Regions from separate parts of the Mus musculus genome. Here region 1 is linked to region 2. The links are chromatin loops, found by intact Hi-C in ENCODE. Cell type or tissue: left cerebral cortex. All regions are shown on one strand.

Region 1 (8,000 bases), 100 kb before region 2:
CCTGGCTGGGGTGCCTGGCTATGAATTCGGTCATCTGGGGGCTTCCAGTGTTAGGGACACCAAGGGTTAATGGTGTGATGGAAATAACTCAGCGTTTCAAGTCTGGAATGCACTGGGTAACTGTGGACAAATGGGAGATTGCCAGTTTTGTCGATGTCTTGGGAGATTTGTTACACAGCAATAGATAGCTGATGTGGCATTGTGAGCCACCATTGTATCTGCATGTTCAACAGCTGGCCATTGCTTGGCTCACCATGTTCTAGGCTGGATTTGTACAGTCACAGCCCTCCTGTACCCAGGTCCCTATTCCTCCAGCCTGGAAATAGTGACTCCCCCTCCCTGATCTAGAAAAATACAACTAACCTTGACTTTCCCCCTTCTTGACATTCTTGAGTGCCTCCTGTTACACTTTGCCTTTTGTAGATGGCTGCTTAGTGCAAGTAATTAAAAACTTCTCAAAGGTAAGAGTTATATGCAGTACTAAGTGGGACTAAATAGTCATTAAACTGCAGGGCCTGGAGAGGTGGCTCAGTGGTTAAGAGCACTGATGCCTTTTTCTGGTGTGTCTGAAGAGAGAAACAGTGTATTATTATACATTCATTCAATCAATCAATCAATCAATCAATCAATCAATCAATATTTAAAAAAAAGAACGAGTACCCAGTGTTTCAGGTTCTGATCTAATTATGGGAAACACTGGAGAGAGATATTTTCTTTCTCTTTTGAGGCTCTGGGCCTTGTACATTCTCAAAAAGAGCCCTATCCCTGAGCTCCATCCTAGCTGGTCAGATTCCATTGAGATGGGTGGTTTGCAGCACCTGTGTACGCCCTGTTCCTGCAGGTCAGAGACATCAGGGAGAGCTGGAGGGAGACCTGCCCCTGCCAGAGACTTATGCTGAGGTCCAGGATGCTACCATTTCTCTGAACCTCAGTTTCTATGGTGATATTAGTCTCAGGAGTTAATGTTAGGACAGTATTTGGTAACAGCCAAGAAACACCTCTCTTTAGACCAACAAGTATTCTGTTCTTTCTTGCAATTGACTATGGAGTCTGCCTCACTGCAGTGACCCACCTTGAACATGGCATCCACCCCAGCTTCCACCCCAAACATGTTCTGGGTAGATAGTTCTGCCTGGGTAAGAAATGTTTCGACCACCAGGCCAAGGGTTGGGTGTTTCAGAGGTGAGGACAGCATGATGGTATAGGGAGCACCATATGATTCAGGTGGACCACGCGATGCCCAGGGCCACAGCATTCCCACACTCACTTGGTTCCATTAGTTCTTTCCAAAGACAAAACTCTGGTTATATGTCTTTCTTCCCCATCCCCTCCTCGGTGACTTTCTGAACACTCACTCATAGGCATTGTTTCAAGTGTGAGTGTTAGATTTGCTGGGAAGAAGCCCCAGGATAGCAAGAAGCCGCTGACTGGGTTCAGGGCATCATGCCTGTCTTGTTCTGAGTGGCACAAAAAGCAAGTGGCTGTCATCAGTGACTGGCTTAGCAGGGTGGCGCTTCGGTTTTATTCTCTTCTAGAGAAGATCTGAGACAGCAAAGATAAATGGAGGCAAAGCCCAGGTCAGGCTCTGCAGACTGTGCTGGTGTCTGTGACACTCTGTCCTTGGTCTGTACATTGTCATAGACACTACAGCTGAGCTGTGCGTGTCACCCTGGACTCCCGAGGAGAGAGCAGACCATGAGCGAGCTGCTGTGTGTGGGATGCTGAGTTAGATTCACACAATTTCTTCCCCATATGTTCTCTGCTGGGACTCGCACACCTGCTGGATCCTAGGGGTGGAGGACAAGGCTGTACAAACAGAGAGGATTCGATGCAGAGTTGAAGTCTTGTGGATGAAGAAAGTCCTTGTTGCGGTGGAAGACTGAAGGGTTGGGTTGTCCCAGTGCCTGGTAGAACAGGCCCACATGGTAGTCTGGTCACCGCTTTGTGGTAAGATTGAGAAGGGCCTTTTGGCCCCTGGTTGTTCATCTAACCGCATAGGTACGGTACACCTTGCTCTGGAGTGGATCCTCTGCTGTCCTCGAGCTTGGCGACGTTCTGGATGCTTAGATGCATACCTTTGAGTCTCTACACCGTTGCTCTGTGTAAGGCTGCTGGCTGCTAGGGGTACCACCTAGTGGTGATACCCCTTGCTAGTGATGCCAAAGAGACAGTGGGGGGCTGCACCTGTGCTCCAGGAGCAGGAAGGCAGTTCGAGGGGGTTTAGGAGCCAGGTTCCTTGTGCTGATGGCTCAGATTGCCATCACTGGTGTGCTAGGCTCTGAGGGAGTGAGCATCTGGGGACCCTCACCCCAAACCCTGCTTGTATTTTTAGCCAGAATCTGAGAGGGTTAGAGAGGAAATGGGTCATGTATCATAGGCAAAATCCCTCCTTCAAGGCAGGAATGGGGGCTGGTGAGATGGAGATGCGAGCAATGACACGCAGAAGACCCCCTCCTCCGCCCCTCTCTCTGATTGCTGCCTTTCCCCCCTCTTCTACTTCCATGCCTCACAAAAGGGAAGTGATGTCATCGCATATGTGCACGCCTGCCCTTCGTGTGTCGCCTCTGGGTCACCATTTCCTGTTTCTGAGTCATCAGGAAGGTAATTTCCCCCTGATGTTCACTATCCCCCCAGGATACTGTCATCACTCACAACCCCTTCCCCCACCCCACTGGCCTCTCCTCTCCTTTCCATAAGAACAACAAGAGACCCTGTCTTCAAAATAAAATCACTAAACTAAACAGTGCACAGCTGTCGGTGAGCTGCTGCGAGCTCACTGACTGTGCAGTGGATCTCAGCCCTCAGAGTTCTCTGGTGATGCCTGAGGGCCTTGACCAGTTCGGATATTTGAATCCGAGCGAGGATGGGTCTCAAGTGCCTCTGTCCTAGACCCCACCTGGGAAATGACATGGGAGAACTCTGGCTGTTCTCCGAGATACCCCAGGAGGCATGGGGTAGCACTGGAAGGGGTGTGTCCCATCAGCTGAAGCAGAACCCCAGGGGCTGGCTCTGTGGGCATCCTTCCCTGATCTTTCTTCTCCCTCCTCTGCTTCTGTCCTTCCTCTTTCCCCTCTTCCTTCCCTCCCTTCCTCCTTTCTTCCACCCTTCTCCCTTCCTTCTTTCCTTCCTCTTTTCCTCCCCCTTCCTTCTTTTATAAGGGAGAGCTTATAACCCTCCCTTCTTTTTCCCTCCCTCCCTTTCTTCCTCCATTTTCCTTCCTCTTTCCCTTCTCCCTTTCTCCCACCTTCTTTCCTTCCTCTTTCCCTCCCCTCTTTCCCTTCCTCCCTTTATCTCTCCTCCCTCCTTCCCTCCTACCCTTCCCTCCCCCTTTTCTCCCTTCTTTGCTCCCTTCCTTCCTTCCTTCCTTCCTTCCTTCCTTCCTTCCTTCCCTCCCTCCTTCCTTCCTTCCTTCTGTTCACCTTCAATCATGTCCTTTACTTTCTTCCACTTTTCTCTGGTTTCCTCAGGAAGGGTTTGACTAGTGGGATATGTGCTCAGAGTTTAACAGTTCACTTAATAAACACTTATAAAGTATCTAATATAAGCCAGGTGTGTAGCTAAACCAGATGTGTAGCTAGGTTCCAGGGTTAAGAGGTGCTTAACTATCCCCCTAGGAGTCCCTCCCATTTGGTAGGGGACCCAGAGACTGATAATTGATATTGGATGGGGGAAAAATCCCCTAATGACGACAACTCAGAGAGATGTGGGACACAGAGAGTAGACCTCATAGTATAACTGGGACCTTGTAGATGATCCTAGAGCATCCAAGCAGAGGTGCACCAGAGCATTGCTAGAATAGTTTCTAAGCAATTTGGTGACTGCTGGATAAAGCTGGATTAGGAAATGAGAATAAGCAAGGTACTGGCCACAGGCTGATCTCCAGTGATATTGACAGAGCCCTAAGAGTCCTTATTAGGGGTGGGGGTTCAGAGAGCGCTTTTTGCGGGGGGGGGAGAGGAGTTTAAATTGTTTCCCCTTTTTTACTTTTATGCATCATTTAAAAATTTGTATTCATATTTTGGTATATGGTAGAATATTTATGCATTATTTTTTTCTTGGATCAGGAGAGGCATGTGGTAGCCCCTGGGCCTCCCTTTTCTTGGTGGAAGAAGGAGTGAAGGCTGGTTTGCTGACGGGGATTGAGATAGGCATAGAGTAGCAGGGACATCTGGCACATGAGCTAGGATCAAGAGCAATGGACATACAGGCCTCCCAAACCCTGTTGTCCAAGGAGTCCCCACCACCACCACCACCACAAGAGCAACGGACAGTACAGACCTCCCAAACCCTGCGGCCCAAGGAGTCCCCCCTCAAGTGTCATAGAAAATTCCAACAGAAAAAAAAACCAAGAGAGCTTATTAATTTAAAAATTTTAGTCTTATGTGTATGAGCCTTACATATTTTGTTTGTTTCCTATATGTCTGTGCATCACATGTGTGCAGTTCCTGCAGAGGCCAGAAGAGGGCGCTGGAGTTAGAAACGGTTGTTAGGTTATCATGCGGGCTTGAAGACATGAATATAGGTCCTCTATAAGAGCAGCTAATGATCCTAAATGCAGAGTCATCTCTCTAGCCCTTTATTTATTTTCTGAGATGGCTATTTTGCCTTGTTTGGCCCCATGTTTCTGAGCTCAAGCGATCCTCCTGCTTCAGCCTCTCAGTAGCTAGTACTGTGGGTGAGCACCACATTTGGCAGCTCAGAGAAGCTCGTCATGGGCTCAGGTCTGTCCAGGAATACCACCTTCTATCCTTGTGTCTAGCACCCCAGTCTAGCCTGCATATGTGACATGTGACTTTGTTACAGCCGTGGCCACTCATGGACAGAGGCCTGGATTTGGAGAATATAGTTGTCCAGTCTTGATACAGCACTGTTGAGTTGTGTGCTATAGGCAGGCTGGTGGTGACTTCATCCACTAAGGAGATATGATCCCAGGGACTGAGGTGAATGAGCATGGGCGAGAGTGACTCAGGGATCCTGGTCTCCATGAAGGGTCCCTTGTGTTCACTGCAGGGGTGTGGCGCCATGGGTTAGCCCTTCCGATGCTCTCCCCTTGGCTGCTCACACTCTAGTCTAAACCACCAGAGTTGTCCCCTGTCCCTTTAATCCTAATCCCTTTTCCAATCATTCTTTAGTGGTGAGAAACTATCAGGTGTCTGGTCCTGCCTAGCCCCGCCCCTCCTCCTGTGTGAGCGTGCTGGGCACAGCAGGCCAGATACAGTTTCATGCATTATTTGGGGCTCACTCACAGGGTATTTTGGAAGCATGGCTTTGTGAAGCTCTGAGAGCCTGGTTGAATCTTATGCAATTGCTCCAGTCTGGGGCACCAGGGTGACAGCCTCCTGTAGCAGATGATGCCAAGCTGGGAAGAGAACGCTTGCTGGGAAAGCGAATGAAACTGAACTTCTTAGGGTCTGGGCAGGATGGAGGGGTGAGAGGGGAAGAAAGGGAGGGTCACTCAGTCTGAGTAGGTGCGGCAGAGTGTGCCTCAAAGCTCAGTTTGCTTCTGATGACCCTGTTCCCAAAGCAGCAAGCTTTTCCCTTTATTTTTTTTAAAGATTTATTTATTTTTTTAAGTGTGTGTGTGTGTGTGTGTGTGTGTGTGTGTGTGTGTGTGTGCAAGCGCATGTGTCCTCAGAGTCCAGAAGAGGGTGTTGAATCCCCTGGAGCTACCTGATGGCGCTATGGTGCTCAGGAACTCTGGAAGAGCAGCCTGTGCTCTTAACCATTGAGCTATCTCACCAGCCTCTTGTAGTAGGATTTCTAAGGAAAGGAAGGGCAAGAGAAGGGTGACAGGTAAAGGTGTGCTGTCAAAGGAAGTGTAAGTGGGAGAGCCAGTTCCCAGCCCAGATCTGGCCTCACAGTGGTTGCTGGGCACCCCCTTCCTCCCATCTACGCTTCTCTCCTTTCCCACTCTTTTCAGTTCTGGCAATTGAAGCTGGGACCTTACACACACACACACACACACACACACACACACACACACACACTCTATTGTCAAGCAGTAGCCTCATCCTCTAAGGCCATTTCTTACATTTCTTAATTTCTTAAAGCCATTTCTTACATTTCTTACATTTCTTACATTATTTGAGTGCTTTATAGCAGCACTCAAATGTTCTATTCGTTCAACCTCTAAAACATGTCTCAATTATGCCCACTGCTTGTACATAAAGGAGGTGCCCAGCCAGGAAGCCACTATATTTTATCTAGCAACTTCCATACTTTCATTGGCCTGTTTCAGTCCCCCTTCAATGTGTTCCCTACATGGATGCTCCAGAGACACCACTTTAGAAAGCAAGTTGGCTCAGCTCATGTTCCTAACTAAGACTGTTGCTCACAACGCACTTGCTGCATCTTGCCATAACTGCTCACCTTGGCCTGCAGGGTCTGCCCAAGCTGGCTCTGTTTTCTCATTGGCTCTTCAACGCATTACACAATCTCACCAGTGTCACGGTCGTTACTGGACACATTCCAGCAGCACCACATGCCATGCCCGATTCTTCTCGGATCCAGGACCTTTACACACGTTGTCTTTACCTTGAATTCTTCCTGCCTTGGCCTGCCAAGATCTGGGGTTGCAGACATCTGCCACCAAGCAGGGCTCACACATATTGCTTTGTAAATGAAAGAGGCTCCCTTTGATCTTCATCTAGCCAATTCTTTCCCTCTGTTTGGGTATCAATTTATGTTCTGGACGGGAGGGTAGGGTAGGGTAGGGGAGACTACTGGACCTAAGCTAAACCTTCCCCATTGCCTAGGGTTTCTTGGCAGGATGCGTTTACTTTTCTATTGCTGTGATAAAACACCCTGACAAAAACCATTTAAGGGAGAGTTTATTTTGGATTATGGTTTCAAAGAGATGTAGTCCATCCTACCGAGAAAGGCAGCAGGCGCACAGGATGAGATGTCAGGGGCAGGAGGCTGGCTGGTCACACTGCATTCACACCCAGGAAGCAGAGATTGAACAGGAAGTGAATAGGGCTGGGCTGTGAAGACTTCAGTTAGACCTCCAACCACCCACTTCCTCTGGCGAGGCGCTACTTGCCAAAGGTTCTACAGCTTTCTCCAGCAGCACCGCAGCTGGTGGCCAAGTGAGTCTGTGGGGGAACAAACCACCAAGGTAGGCAAGGAAAGGAACACTGCGGAGTCCAAAGGTCCCGTGATTGTAAAGGTGGGGAGGACACAAGCCGGCCATGATGAGCTTCTTTGGCCTGAATATGGAGAAGAACTTCCTCACGGGACCCTTTATAGAGCTCACTGGCTAATGAAAATGAACAGCTTGGCCTTCGCCAACAAGTCTCATGAGTAAGGGCGGACAGTTCAGACAGACATTGTGTGCTCCAGGACTCTCCTCCAGGGCTTCAAGGAGGAAGGTACGAGCTAATATGTCTGGTCAGGAGGCTTTGGAGTAGCTGGAGGGATAGATGCAAGAATTAACCATGAGAGAAATAGCTGTGGGGAGGAAATCCTGTCTGGTCTGGCATTTTTCTAATCCCTGAAGATTACTGTCTGTATCCACAATATACCCGGCTACTGTGGTGTCCTGGATACTGGTGTCTTTGTTGTTTATTTTTAAATTAGTTTTTTTTTTTTAAGACTTTCTGTTTATGTGTCTGTGTCTGTGTGAATGTGCGGGGCCGGAAGCGTGCTTTGGTTTTGCTGCAGTTGGGGCTATAGGTAGTGGTGCGCTGTCTGTCCTGAATGCTGGGCCCTGGAGCTGTCCATCCTCTGGAAGAGGAAGCACTCCTAAAGGCTGAGCCATGTCTCCAGTCCCCTCTAGTGTAGCTCTTAGGTGAATCCTCAAAGGGAATAATTCCTGAATATACCTTTTCCTTTTCGTTCAAACTCTACTAAAGTTGCCTTACAGGGCCCTGGTCCAAGGTCCTGAGCAAGGCATCCAGACAGAAAGAACAGTTGTTTAGTATGACACCTTTCTTAGTCCTGCGACCCTGACTCTCGCGTAGCCAGTGTCTGACTCATCTGCCTACATTTGAACCTGGATT
Region 2 (8,000 bases):
CTCTGTAGCTTCCTTTCTACCATGACTCTCTCATCACAAGGGAGAATGAGGCTTGAACTGAAATAGCCAACTCTGTATAGCCTTGAAATCGGCTACCTGCCACTTTAGAGATCCTATGTGTATAGGATCTTTAACAATCTAAACTTGTACTGACTCTGCTAACACACCTCCCTTTAAAATGCTACATAATTACATCTTTTGTGCCTAACCATTGTCCAAGCAAGAACTCTTCATCTCTTCCCCCTATGGCAAAGGGTTAGTCTACAACAACCAGTGAAGTATTAACCCTTCCCTCCCTCAACAAGAATCTTCCTAGGAGAATTGTTAAAATTGAGGTTGATATAGAAAGACAAGATATTTGAGGAAAACGGAGTTGATTTTTCCTGTTCTGAAAAGTCAGATAGACTTGCATTCAAGGGCTGTATGGTAGTTGAGAATGGCTCCTATATGTCACAGAAGTTTCATGTTAGGGGTAAAGACAGCTGTCTGTCTCAGAAGGATGGGGTTATTTGGCTAGGAGAGTCATCAGCTTAGATGTGTGATAACTCTTAGGGGACCAGAGTAACAGAACTATTCCTTGTGAATACATAGAGACTTGGTGGGAGAGTCAGGGAATCATGGGATTTCATCCATTCATAGGATTTGGCTTCGAGCATCTCCGCAGGCTGTTGACAACTGACTTATAGTTAACTACTGATTCTGTCTGTCTATGTACTACCCAAGCATCATCCCTCACCTCTTGCTAGACATCTTTGATACCCACAGTGGACCAGGATGCAGGATCTCTTACATATCAGGGGTTCATTCCTATTTGGCAAAGGCTTCAAAACCAATGACACAGGCAGGCCTGGAGGTCAGATGGTGTGAACCCAGTAGCTTTGGGTCACCTGAGATGCAAATGATACTTGGGTAGCCACCAGCTTTTCCTTCTGGGAAATCTTGGGCTAGTGGGTTGGGTTGACATAATGCTTTGAAGGGAATACAAGAATGGCTCCCTGAAGCCATTTTACTTTTCATAGAGTAAAATGAATCTGGTTCTGCGTAAATAAGATGACTTGTTCTGGAGATAAGATCATTAGTTACTGAAATATCTGGCTTTGGGACTAACTCCAAATATACAGATTTAATAAAAGTCTGCATTTTGACATTTGACTAAGTTTTTTTCCCCCCATGGCCTATTATTCTGTTGCTCAGTCATTGTTTCAGCCAAACCTGATGTCTCAAAAGGTACTTTCCAGAAGCTTCCTTGTTTCCTTCAGGCTTATGGTAAGAACTGGACAGAGAAACTCACCCAGGAAAACTGCAAACCATCTCTCTGCTAGCTGTGTAGGAAGATTGTTATAACACCAGAGGGAAAGATTGCTACTCTGGTTATGGTGGCCAACCCCCACCCTACCCCCCCCCCCATGCTGTGAAGAAGAGGACCCTCGGGTACCTGTTGGAGAAGTGATTGGGCAGCTGTATGACTTCAGTGATGGCTTCCGGGTTGCGCTTGGCGATGCTGCAAACGTTAAGCTTGCTGTAGCAGTCCTCCTGCACCTCGGCGATCATCCTCTGGAAAGTCGAACACCTCCGAATGGCAAGGAATACCTTGGAGGTGATCCCATTGGCGATGCACTTTAAGCTCTCTTTGACAAATGCTTTTCCCTGCCAGGGATAAGAAGATAAGCATGAGTTTGACCTTCTAAAAGAGGTCTGGGTCTATGACACAGGAGTCTTTCAAGGGGACACAGCATGGCTGAGAATCAAAAGAGAAAAATCTCTTCTCTCTTGGACTATCTTGAACACTCAGCTCCACGGACAGGAAACGAGATAGGAGAGAGACATCATCAACTCCTCCCAGATGTGAAGATGGTCAGAATCAGTTTTATGTTCTTGGGGTTAAGACTGGTAACTGGGAATTTCAGATAGCATGCCAGGTCACTCAGAGGAGGACATTTTTATTTCCTCTCAAAGCAAAAATGCTTTTCTGCTAATCATCCCTCATATTATAAGCCAGCCTCTGCCAACCCTTTATTCCTGGTCTAAACTTGGTGTGCATATGCCCCCAACCTGTGTTGGTGTATCTGTGCGCATACACACACGCATGCGTTCTGGAGCATGTTTGCAAGCCTGGGATGAGCCTGGTTAGAAGGCTGGGGAGCAAGGTTGGCTTTTGGGGCTCTTAAGAAGAGTAACAAGCACTCTGTTAAAAAGACAAGCAGCCAGTGGGAGCTAAAGGCAAGGTCCAGTTACCTGAGTGTCAAATTTAGCAGCACTGTACAAGAAGGATTTACAAATGTCGTACATCCCATCTGTGTCACATGTGGAGTTTTCCAGGCATGCAAAAGCCCCGCAGCCAACCTGCAGGGCACTGTTGAGGCAGCGAACCACTTCAGCTGGAAGAGACAAGCAGAACCAGTCTGGGTCAAGCCAAGGGGGCTCTGGTAGAATCCAGTAGGTGTAAAAGTCTAATACCAAGGGCACATGATCTTAACTTACCCTCGGAATTTGATTTGGGATTCCATTAAATACAACAATTGGAAGAAAATTGGGGTGAGAAAGAGGTTGGGGGAAGGACGTTTTTCCTTCTGAGACTCATGATAGGGGTAGTGTCTTCTCCCTTAGGCACGTGCTCTCTCTGGGTCTCACCCTTCTATGCATTTTGATGGCTAGAGAATTAAGGATAGAGACCTTGTAATGCATAGTGTCTTCTGTTGGTGACAGGAATCAAAGGCTGTCCCTTGGAACTTGAGAGCTTGGGTAGGCTGTAGGCAGTGACTGAAGGTCAGGCTCATGATGGAGTTGGGGGAGGACCAGAGAGAATCTATCTGCCCTCTGAAAAATGCAGTCTAGAGTAAAAAGCATGGTATTTTAACCCAAATGGCAGAGAATAATTTGCTGAGTCCATTTGGAGGGAGACCCTTCCCAAAGAGAGCTTTTAACCCATGAAGGCACTGGCAGACAAGGAATCTGAGCCCTTTGTATCCACCCAGCCCCCCAACCACCGTCCAGCGCTTAGAGGTATGAATAATCTCTCATATTAAAAAGGCTTCTTTTCAAAAAAGGAGAAACACAGGTGTGGAGTGACGGGTTCAAGGCACTCCTTGTGAAAGGCTGGAAGAAAACCGCAAAGAACTTGCACCGGGTTTTCTGCATTCTGGATAAGATCTGCCATAAAAGTAATTTCTCTCCCACAGAAGGAGGGGTGTTCTGGCAGGCAGCTCGGCAAGCAATGATCTGTAGCCTTCATACCGTAGGATTCTCCTCCCAGATCAAAAGCATGGTTTGGTTAGGTTAGGCTTCCCCGCCCCCCCTCCCACCACCCGCAGCCTCTGGGATGTTACAAGTCATTTCCCTAATTATATATTTCCACGGGTTCAAATTATAACTTTGCTTTAAGCAGTTTTAATATGCATTAGGGCTGCTATTGTTTTAGGCAAGCTCGAATTGTGAATCACGGCATCGCTATAGCAACTAAGTACAAAAGGAAGCCAGGCAAAAGGCCTCCTCTGGCAGGGACCTGCGCTCTTCCAAGGGGGAGCATCTGCAGCATTTTGACACCTGCGGGGTCCCATCTCTGTTAACAGTTGGGGAGAGGAGTTTGCGAGGATCTAGAAGTCAAGGGACATAGGGGTCCTAATGCTTCTTTGCCTCCGGAGGCCAGGACCATATACAGTTAACTGGTGCGGGAGTCGGGCGGAAAGTAAGACCTTCCCCATGGAGAAAGAAATGCTTCGTTTTACAAATGCACTTCCTTCTAGGGACCACGGGCTGCATGGGCGATTGAATGGAGCCTCTGAGAGCGAGGAAGGAGACAGGCAGGCTTATAGGGAACGGGGTGTGTAGGTCCTCCCACCCCTTTTCTGAATGCGCCCTGAAAAAAATTTCTTTTTTTCAGACTTGAGGATTATGGTTCCACAAATCAGTGTGAGGAGGGGGCTTGTCTGTGTGCTGTCTGGAGAGGTAGAGAAGTCAAGTTACAAGGTCTTAAAGGAGCAGGGAGAGGCATGGCAGCAGGTAAGCCACTCATTACCTTAACACAAGCTTGTGGAGTAGAGAGAGCCGCTGTGAGGCGTGCCAACATTCAAGCCTTTCCCCGCCCCCTCCCCCCAACAAGAGGGTACGTGCCAGATTTCAGGCAATCAGGCTAGGCTTATGCAATGAAATACCCTCAGCAGAGCGCCCAGCTTCTTCGTTAGTTGCATGCAATTTATTAAACAAAGGAACTCCACTTCCTAAGGCTATAGGATTACACTGGCAGTTCATTATCACCAGGCATGAAGCACATTTATTACTGAGATCAGCCGTCACAGAGACACATGCAAAAGTGAGAGAGGCAAATGAGGACAGATCTTTGGGGGGAGAAACCGGTCCTGGGTTTTCTTGCTTACCTGAATTTTGAGCCGCCACCCGGGATTTTCTGGGGCTCACAGAATCATTTTGTTCCGCCTCGTGCGCTGCAGCTGCACTGATGACCAGCGCCAGAATCACTGCTGAGTTTTGGAGCATTCTCTGAGAAGTTTCCGCTAAGTTGTTGGCTTTTTTTTTTCCTCCCCCCCTTTCCTCTTTCCCTCTCCCGGCTTGAGTGAAGATGTGGATCTGGATATACTGAAAGCTTAGGTGAGGATTTGAGGAAGAATTTGTCTGTGTGTGTGTGTGTGTGTGTGTGTGTGTGTGTGTGTGTGTGTGTGTGTGGCTGGCTGGCTGGCAGGCGGCTGCTGCTGCTGCTGTTGCTGCTGCTGCTGCTTCTTGCACCTCTGGCTTTTGCAAACTGGGGGCCCAAGAGCTGCACCCAGGGATTTTATAGCCGTCTTATCGGTCCTCAGGATCAGGGACCAATCAGATCCTTCAACTGGTCCGTTTAGCCAATAGGCAGGCACGCTTATTCAGCTGGAGCTTTTTGACTTCTTAGAAATATTTTCCAGCAAATTGAAAGTACCTGCTGCCAATGATTTATATGTGTGTGCGTGTGGCTGTGTGCACAGGGATTGTGTGGAAAAGCTATTTTCACACGCTGAAGTGATAACTCTGTATTGATCAAGCCAAAAGGAAAATCACTTGAAAAGCCCTTCAAGGTACTTGTGAAATTCATCTTTAATTTTTTTTTTAAATGAGCCACTAGGAGGAATGCATGTTGGATGCTTGGTAGGGAGATGTGATGCAGATTTGAATTTAATCACACTATAGCAACTCTCTAATTTTAGCAGGCTGTTCTCTGTAAGAGCTCAACATCATTTTTTTTTTTTTTTTTTTTTTGCATTTGCGCGTTCACTTACAGTATGCAGCTATAATTCCTTGCTGAGATCTGTGGACACCCTGAATTCTTACTGCTATGTGAGCCATGGCAGAAGGCTGTATGCCTGTGCATGAGCCCAGTGAACGGAGGTTGGGTAGCTCTAGCTCTCAGCTTTTCCCTCAGCTCTCCTAGGTATTAAATCTATGACCTTGGCCACGTCCTTTCACCTTGCTCTTCCACTTCTCAAATCTTATTCCATACACCTCTAAAATAATATGATTCACCTGAAACATCATGCAGCCCAGGCTGAACTTGATGTCTAGCTGAGGGTGACCTTGAACTCCTGTCCTCCTGCCTCCATCTTTCCACCCTGAAATAACAGACATCTGTCACTGTGTGGTTCTGGGGATTGAGCCCACAGCTTCATGCACACTGGCCCGCGCGCTCTATTAACTGGCTACATCCCTAGTCCTGGATCACCACCAACAGTGTTTTCTTAGTCACCAGAGGCTCTGCCAATCCTAGGAGTGTTGGTTACTGTCTGTGCACACACGCACAACTACTCCTCACACGACACTCCACAGAGGGACATGGCAAATGCCTGGAAATTAATAAACTGTGGATTCAAGCCCGGCAGCATCGTAATCACATTGAAACAATGAGCTGGTCAAAGCAAGACTAAACCTGCTGGGTAAACCAGTTCACTTCTTGGGGGTTGGGGAAGAGGCAGGGGGCGGGACTGGGAAGAAAGGGTAGGGAAAGACCAGAATGTGTAGGAGAGGAGACTGATAAACTGGAGACTTAATGGGAAAATTATAGTGGAATCACAAATCATGCCCAGTAGAGTAGCTCCTATTTTCTTATAAGTGGAGTGTGGGCAACAGGAAGGCTTGTCCTTAAGTTATGAAGGAGGTTAATGATCCTTGAGAGGACTTCTCAGGGTAGGAAGGTGGTCATTAAAGGGTGGGGTGAGGCAAAAGGATTAACAATAAAACATCGAACATTTTTCAGGAGGTAAGTACAAAAGGGTCTCTGGTTGTTCTGTGGACTGGGACAGCATGGGCTTGAAAAGAAACAGAGCCAGTGGCTTCAGGTTCAGTCCTGAAACTTCGCATGAAAACTTAAAAAAAATAATTCTGTTATTACAAATCACATCCAGAATCAGGTCTGTCTTTGAGTGTCTCTCTCTCTCTCTCTCTCTCTCTCTCTCTCTCTCTCTGTGTGTGTGTGTGTGTGTGTGTGTGTGTATGTGTGCAGCAAGTAGGTTTGCTTAAGGTGACTTATAGCTCATTCTTAAAAAAAAAAGATTGTTAGAAAAAGCAGGGATGTTTGCTACGACAAGGCTTGAAAAAATAAAAGACAGAAAATATATTAAAAATTGGAAAATTCCATGTAATTTCATGTTTCAGTTAGTTAATCTCATCTTTTGATTGATTGAATGTATAAACTACTTAATTTGCCCATTGCAGCCTTTGTTCATTAATGGTATTGTCGTTTCTCCAGTACTAATTCGAGTACTGCATGGTATGTCAGGAATTATAAAAGTGAGAGTGTCTAGAAAGCAATCATGATTCTAACCTGGGGCATCTGAAATTTAGTTGGGAAGATGACCAACCTTGGGACACCTTCTACAAGTTCAAAATCTAGAACTTTGCCTGAGAGACAGCTAGAGATTTGAGGGAGGTTTCCTGGAAAGACCTACAAGAAGTGAGCATTTAAATTAGGGGGGTGGGGGAGGGAAGTGATGCCAGCTTGTGTTTCATGAAATTCTTACTCTGGGAATCTCTGAGGTCGATTGTTGATGGTTTTATGCAGGAATAGAGCATATATGGCATTGCAGACTAGATCATGCAGTGTTACCTTTCAAAGAAGGCAGAAGAGCATAGGTGCAAGGTTTACCAGAAGGTCTAGACTTCCATTCCTCAGCAGTCTCTGCTTCCCTAGTCATTGTGCACTGTTCAAGGATCTACACTTGACCTCTGGCTGGTCCACTAGCTTGGAAGGGTGATTGCTTTCCTCTGACAATCCAGTTTCTTTTCCCAGTTCTCTGAAGCTCTTACCAGAACACAATGTCCTATAACTATCAGGAAGTGTGTGTGTGTGTGTGTGTGTGTATGTGCATGTGTGTATGACATTAACTTTTCACTTATTATGCTTATTAACAGCTATATATCCAAAGGTTAGTTGCTAATTGTGCCAAGTGTTTCACGATGAAAGGCAAACAATCGAGGAAATACAATGATGATCAGCCATACTAGTGTGTAAGGGAAGTGCACAGGTGCCTCTGTACTCAAGGATGTCAAGGGAGGAAGTTGATGGCAGACATGAGTACTCAAAGCCAAGTTCCTTCCCAGAAGCCCATAATTTGAGCGCATCTGAACATCTACCATCACTGTGCTGTGTGCTAGACTTTGAGATGGTGGGTCTAGAAACCCTGTGTCGATTGATAGATGAGTTCTTTTGCAACTTTCCCCTGGGGTTTGAGAGAATACAGAAGAATCTGGAGGTTGGTTTTCAGAGTTTGAGTTTTATCTTATAACAGGAGGCATTAGGGCTCTTTAACAGGAAGGTTATGCTTGGGGAAGAGCTTGTCAGCATCCAGGCAGCAGCTTGCAAAAGAAAGGTAGGAGCTTCATAAGCATTTGGGTTGCTGAGATTGCTATGGTGACAGGAAGAAAGGCAGGAGGATTGATATAAGAGGTGCTTTGAATAAATGAATCTTAGGAACCAACCTGAGGATGTTCTTGGAAAAGACCCCTTTTCAAGTTAGGTAAGCCATGTA

What was found. Hi-C counts contacts between places; a loop is a spot of excess contacts. Peaks named below come from ENCODE experiments on the same cell type or tissue, not always from the same donor. Only the 100,000 strongest peaks of a DNase experiment are listed, where the experiment ranks them.
Region 1: a loop joins it to region 2, with 2.7 times the contacts of the local background. A loop is called at or near these places in 10 of 42 quality-filtered maps.

Annotation. Positions count from the first base shown.
Region 1 is chr14:69,130,629-69,138,628 of GRCm38, reverse strand. No RefSeq gene overlaps it. Among named protein-coding and RNA genes, the nearest start is that of Nkx2-6, 37 kb to the left of the region's middle. In left cerebral cortex, a CTCF peak has its summit at 4,457 (motif pointing right); a DNase peak (open chromatin) is centred at 1,743.
Region 2 is chr14:69,025,881-69,033,880 of GRCm38, reverse strand. Stc1 (stanniocalcin 1) reads right to left here and starts at 4,592. Exons shown (of 4, transcript NM_009285.3): 1 at 4,374-4,592; 2 at 2,236-2,378; 3 at 1,436-1,647. The coding sequence starts at 4,491. It overlaps Gm41192 (a long non-coding RNA gene), which reads left to right and starts at 3,391. Exons shown (of 4, transcript XR_003951016.1): 1 at 3,391-3,685; 2 at 3,881-3,999. In left cerebral cortex, a CTCF peak has its summit at 5,090; DNase peaks (open chromatin) are centred at 4,469, 4,863, 5,759, 7,871 and 4 more places; H3K4me3 peaks cover 1,927 bases; H3K27ac peaks cover 691 bases.